Regions from separate parts of the Mus musculus genome. Here region 1 is linked to region 2. A link is a loop called in an ENCODE intact Hi-C map of the cell type or tissue named here. Cell type or tissue: heart. All regions are shown on one strand. Each heading gives the region's core, and the rest is flanking DNA. Links, peaks and the distances in the headings are about the cores only. Region 1 holds the start of Bfar (bifunctional apoptosis regulator). Region 2 overlaps Ntan1 (N-terminal Asn amidase).

The links. Peaks named below come from ENCODE experiments on the same cell type or tissue, not always from the same donor. Only the 100,000 strongest peaks of a DNase experiment are listed, where the experiment ranks them.
Region 1: a loop joins it to region 2, with 3 times the contacts of the local background. A loop is called at or near these places in 4 of 42 quality-filtered maps.

Annotation. Positions count from the first base shown.
Region 1 is chr16:13,670,988-13,673,794 of GRCm38, reverse strand. It overlaps Bfar (bifunctional apoptosis regulator), which reads right to left and starts at 1,937. Exons shown (of 8, transcript NM_025976.5): 1 at 1,717-1,937. In heart, for the core only: a CTCF peak has its summit at 1,754; DNase peaks (open chromatin) are centred at 1,064 and 1,934; H3K4me3 peaks cover 1,953 bases; H3K27ac peaks cover 1,622 bases.
Region 2 is chr16:13,819,609-13,822,415 of GRCm38, reverse strand. All of the region lies in intron 1 of Ntan1 (N-terminal Asn amidase), which reads right to left. Among named protein-coding and RNA genes, the nearest start is that of Ntan1, 1.8 kb to the right of the region's middle. In heart, for the core only: a CTCF peak has its summit at 1,424 (motif pointing left); a DNase peak (open chromatin) is centred at 2,027; H3K4me3 peaks cover 946 bases; H3K27ac peaks cover 679 bases.

The sequences.
Region 1 (2,807 bases), core at 201-2,700, 150 kb after region 2:
TGGTTGTCAATAACTATCTTAAATGGATCATTACACTCCCATCTGTTAAGATTTCTGAGTCAAAAGTATCCACTCACAAGATCCAAACCGTCTTTGATGATTAATCCACTCCAAACCCAAGTTAACTGTGTAAGGTTTATCTGTGTGTTACCTAATCTGGACTATTTGGTAGAGTGTTTGCTGACTGGTTCTATCATCAGCAGTGTATAAACCGGGCATGGTGGCACACACCACTCAGGGAAATCTCTCTTTTGCATAAGTCCAGATTTCTAGACTCAGTTCAAGAGTTTCATTTTCTCCCTTCTCCATTTCCTGCTACTCAATTCAGAAAGCCAGAGAAATCAGAAGTCCAAGAATTATTCTTGGCCAGCCTGGATTACATAAAGCCTTTCTCAACAAATAAAACAAGCCAGGCATGGTGGCATTTAATCCCCACGGGCAGGTGGATTTCTGTGTATTCTCGGCCAGCCTAGTGTGAATTATTGGACAGTCAGGACTCCATAGAGAAACCCTGTCTCAAAATGCACCCCCCCCAATAAACAAACAAAGAACCAAAACCAAAGTTAAGTCTTCAGAGCGAGGCCAACCTGGGCTCCCAATCTGGTCACCCTTTGTTCTCCTCGAGCTTCATTACTTTCCATTTATCAAGCCATACTAATATTATCGCTAAAGGATTGTGGGATTAGATGTCAAACTTCGACCAGGTAAAAAGTTTGCTGACTGATAATAATAGCATTACTAACTGTCACATTTTACTGAATGCTGTTAACAGTGTGGTTAGCATTTATACTGCCAGAGAGAAAGGGGGAAAAGGGTGTGTGTGTGTGTGTGTGTGTGTGAACAGCCTGGACAGAGTACAGCTTTCCCATCAGGTTTATGGACGATATTCCCTGGCATATACCGTGCACTTTGGTCGGGACACATCCAGGCTGTTTATAAAAGAGCACTGACAAAAGTAAATAAAACTTCATCAGCACGTGCAGTCCGTACCTAAAGGTGAAAGGAAAACTCCTTCGCATTGGCCTCTCCTGGTGTGACGTTGGGGCCACTCCAAGGGCGGGCCAATGGGCTTCCGTGGGGAGGACCCAATGGCTCCCACTTTCTCTTCTCAACCAAAGTTAGGGGTTTGCCCCTTGCCCAGTTAAAGGTCCCCAGTTAGACACAGCGTCTCTCTTCTAAAACACACACACACACACACGCTCTCATCAGCACACGATTTTTGAGTCGTGTGTATGGGAATGAGAAGAGCTAAGTTCTAGGTCAGCCTCGGTGTCACTTTGGAGTCTGATGTTCCGTTATCCTCACTTCCCATTATGAAACCCTCTGCCTTGGGACAGGAAGGTGCCTCGGATTTAGCCGACGTGGCGGGCGCCCATAGCCCGCAAGTAAGTGGAAACAAGACCCATCTCTGTCACCACCCCAGGGTCGAGTGGCTCTGACCCAGACCCCGACGCGGGGGAGGACTAGAGACCTGCAGTGGCGTGGGTCTTCGCCTCGTAAGGGAAGGGGCTACGGTCCGCAGCCCTGCTGGGACGCGTCCAGGCCGGGGTGAGGAGGCCCCAGAGCCTGGACCCACCCCGCCAGCGCAGCTCCGGGAGCGGGTTCAGTCCCCGCCAGCGCAGCTCCGGGAGCGGGTTCAGTTCCGTCTCCCGCGCCGCACTCTCAAGCCAAGCGCCCTGCCGGACCATTACCACCCCACACCGTGCCGAAGCTCACCTCGCCACTAGTCCTGGTACCCACTCTGTCACCGCCACCTGCCAGGACCCCGCGGAAGTAGAGGACAAGGCTTCGCTTCCGGAAATAACCTGGGCCTAGGGGCCGACTACGATCAGCTCCCGCAACCATAGAGGAGAGACCTCTTTATGCTCTCAACCCCGTGCGACCTCCGGCTGCCTAGAGCGGCTGCTCTAGGGGCATGCGGGCGCATGCGCACCAACGCGACCCGCCCCTTCCTTTTCGTCCGAGCCAAGCACAGAAGTCACCGCCCCAGGTCTGGAGGTTCCAGCTGGATTGCGTTCCCGTATTTAGCTAGCTTTATTCAGCCATCAAAGTCTCCCACAGTGCCCGAATGCATCGTAATAGATCTTAACTTCACATTTATGAAGAAAACCACAGAAGCAGTCCTTAAAGTTTTATTTATAGAGTCGGAATTTGGGGTAAAATGGCGTTATCACATTTACTCCGCAGCTACCCACCTTGATCTAGATCTGTTGAGAACTCAATGGTACTATGTTTTCAATCTATGACGTTGTGAGACCATGCTTGGCAGGATGATCTTTGTGAGTTCGAAGCCAGTCTAGTCTACGGAGTGAATTCCAAGACAGTCAAAGCTACATAGTGAAACTTAACCAAAGAAAGAAAAAGTTCCTGTTTCTCAGTTCTGATTTAATAAACTGTTTGCAACCCCATTCACATGTACGTGCCCTCGTTCCTTCCCTTTCATTGTATCTTTATAAAAACGTGTTAATAGCCAACTCGGGTTTTGTTTGTTTGTTTGTTTGTTTGTTTGTTTTCGAGACAGGGTTTCTCTGTATAGCCCTGGCTGTCCTGGAACTCACTTTGTAGACCAGGCTGGCCTCAAACTCAGAAATCCACTTGCCTCTGCCTCCCAAGTGCTGGGATTAAAGGCATGCGCCACCAGACCCGGCAATAGCCAACTCTTTAAACAACTCTTTAAACTCTTATCTCCTATAAGCCAGCAGAGGCTGCTCTCTCAAAACCCGATTTAGGAGGAGACAGTCAGTTAGCCTAGGTGTACCCCCCAAATACAGCTTGCTTTAATTGGACAATCATTGATTTGATCTTTC
Region 2 (2,807 bases), core at 98-2,597:
AGGAGTTTAACAGTAGCAATATGGGATTGCCCTAACAACAAGCTATGATGAAAGGTGTTTCAAACTTCCTAGCCAGCATGGTGGCATCTGCCTGTGAGGCTTCGAAGATCATGAGTTGGTGATCAGCTGGAGCTACAGTGAGACCTCTCATGAAAGAAGGGAGGACTGGGAGACATGCACACGACAGTTAAGTGTTCTGGAATTTTCCATCTAAAATGTTCAGGCTGGGGTTGCCCAAGGAAGTGTAACTGCAGGAAACGGGGAGGGGTACTAATCAGGCTTATGACCCACTGGGGCCGTGTACTCATAGAACACAAGAAAGAAATACAGGGAGCCAGGCATGGCGGTGCAAGCCTTTAATCCTAGAATTTGGGAGGCAGAGGTAGGCATATCTCTGTGTTCCAGGACAGCCAGGGATACAAAGAGAAACCCTGTCTCACACTACCACCACCATGACCACCACTACCCCCAGAAAAAGAAAAAGAAAGGAAGGAAGGAGAGAAAGGAGAGGAAGAAAGAAGAGAAAGACAAGAAGAGAAAAGAGAAAAGAGAAGAGAGAAGAGAAAAGAAAAGAAAAGAAAAGAAAAGAAAAGAAAAGAAAAGAAAAGAAGAGAAAAGAAAAAAGAGAAGGAGGAAGAAAGAAAGAGAAAGGAACGGACAGGGCACAGAGGAATAAGCCAGCCATGGTAGTTTATAGTTTACACTTGCAATCCTAGAACTTACAAGGCTGAGGCATACATGAGTGTGTGGAAGGCCAGCCTGGGCTATAGAGTGAAACTGTATCAGAAAAACCAAACCAAACTAAACAAGACAATATATAGTATGCTGTCATTCAAAAAGTAGATCATGAGTGGAGAGGGGAACTGCAGTCAGGATGTAATAATATATAAGAGAATAAATAAGAGAATAATTTTCTTATAACTTTTTTTTTCTTTTTGGTTTTTCCAGACAGGGTTTCTCTGTATAGCCCTGGCTGTCCTGGAACTCACTTTGCAGACCAGGCTGGCCTCAAACTTCAGAAATCCGCCTGCCTCTTCCTCCTGAGTGCTGAAATTAAAGGCGTGCGCCACCACGCCCAGCTGAGAATAATTTTTTTTAATGTATCATGATGGGCACATTGGATAATAACTCTAATCACAGTATCACTGAAGTAAGAGGTCTCAAGGCATTCACGGTCAGCTTGTCTCTCTGAAATAGAAAAGGAGGACAGGGCTCACACAGAGAGGATGCTGCAGTAGTTAAAACTGCTGTGGGAAACCTACCAGAAGTGGGGTCCCAGCACTCACAAGCCAAGACTCCCACACATGACTGTAACCCCAACTCTGAGGTGCGTGAGGCAAGAGGATGGCTAGGGCTTGCTCCATCCCAGCCTAGCTAAGACACATATTCAGGGAGAGACCGTGACTCAAAGGAATTACACACAGTGGAGAGACAGGTGCTTGATGCCACCTTCTGGCCTCCCTGTGCACACACATACACACTCACCTATGTGCGCATACATTCACACAGATAAGTACAGAAAGATCAGCATGTGCTAGTGCACATCTTTAACGCCAGCATGTGGGATGAAGGAGAGAGAAGAGCTCTTAGAGCCAGACGCCAGCCTACAGTGAGACTCCAGAGCAACACAGACCCTATCCCAAATCTTTTTAAACAGAAGATTGCCTAGCATATAAATAAAGTAGGGGAGGCAGAGGCAGGTAGATCTCAGAGTTTGAGGCCAGAATGGTCTACGGAACAAGTTCAGGACAGCCAAGGCTCCACAGAGAAATCCTGTCTCAAAAACAAAATTGAACCAAAACTTAGAAGAATGGTTGTGACCAAGGACCTGATTTTCTACTTTCCTCTACGGAGCCTTCACATCATCCCCTAAGGCAAGTGGGCCTGAAGTCCTCACTCCAACTGTTCCCCTGGCCTCTATGTGCAGCCCTCTTTGCCCTCCTCACTGGGGGCCTCCTTGGCCCCACTTCCCTGCTCTTGAAAACCAACTCTCCACTCTGCATCCTTTCTGGGCTGCGTCTCCCTAAATAAACCAAACCCTTGCTTCCGGAGACACCACCCTACATCACCTCGTCTCTGCCTCATGTAATGTGCTGCGTGGCCACTAAAACTACAAGTTTCAGACACAGGAGAGAGGCTCCTAAATCCTTGAAGTGCTGGAACTTTTCTTGTGTTATTTCTGGCTTCATCGACACAGTGTACAGTGCCTAGCCCGATTTGTAGGAGCCAGTATTAGGATCAGGCTGTCTTGAAATTCAAATTAACAGTCAGTCTCCCTGTCCCGTAGTTCTCAGGGGTCATTCTGCCCATTCACTTACCCAACAAATATTCGGTTAGCACAATGCCATCTGCTTTCAGGAAGCATTTGCTCCAGGAAGCAGATCCAGGGGAAGACAAAGCAAGTAAGCAGACAGAACCACAAACTCCACAGAGACGCAGTGCTTCACCTCTCAGAGGGAACGTGGGCATCTTTCCTTCAAGGCTATAACTGATTAGGAAACAGGTCCCGTCCTAGACTGTACTATGTGAGATCCATGGACGGGCTGAGTCCAAATTAGTATGTGGGATACTTGGTCATCACTGCCTTCACTATGAGCCCTCTTTCAGAAGTCCCCACAAGGAAAGAACAAGACTCCATCAGGGAGCAGTCCTCCCGGACCCAGCAACTTCCAAACGAATCCCTTATTTCTAGCTAAAAAATAATCCGCGCCCCTCTACGCCCTGGGGGGCAGGAATGAGCGCGCAAAGAACTGGGACCCCCGCCCACACCTTTCTGCAGCTGGGTAATGCGGGGATCCGCACGAGCG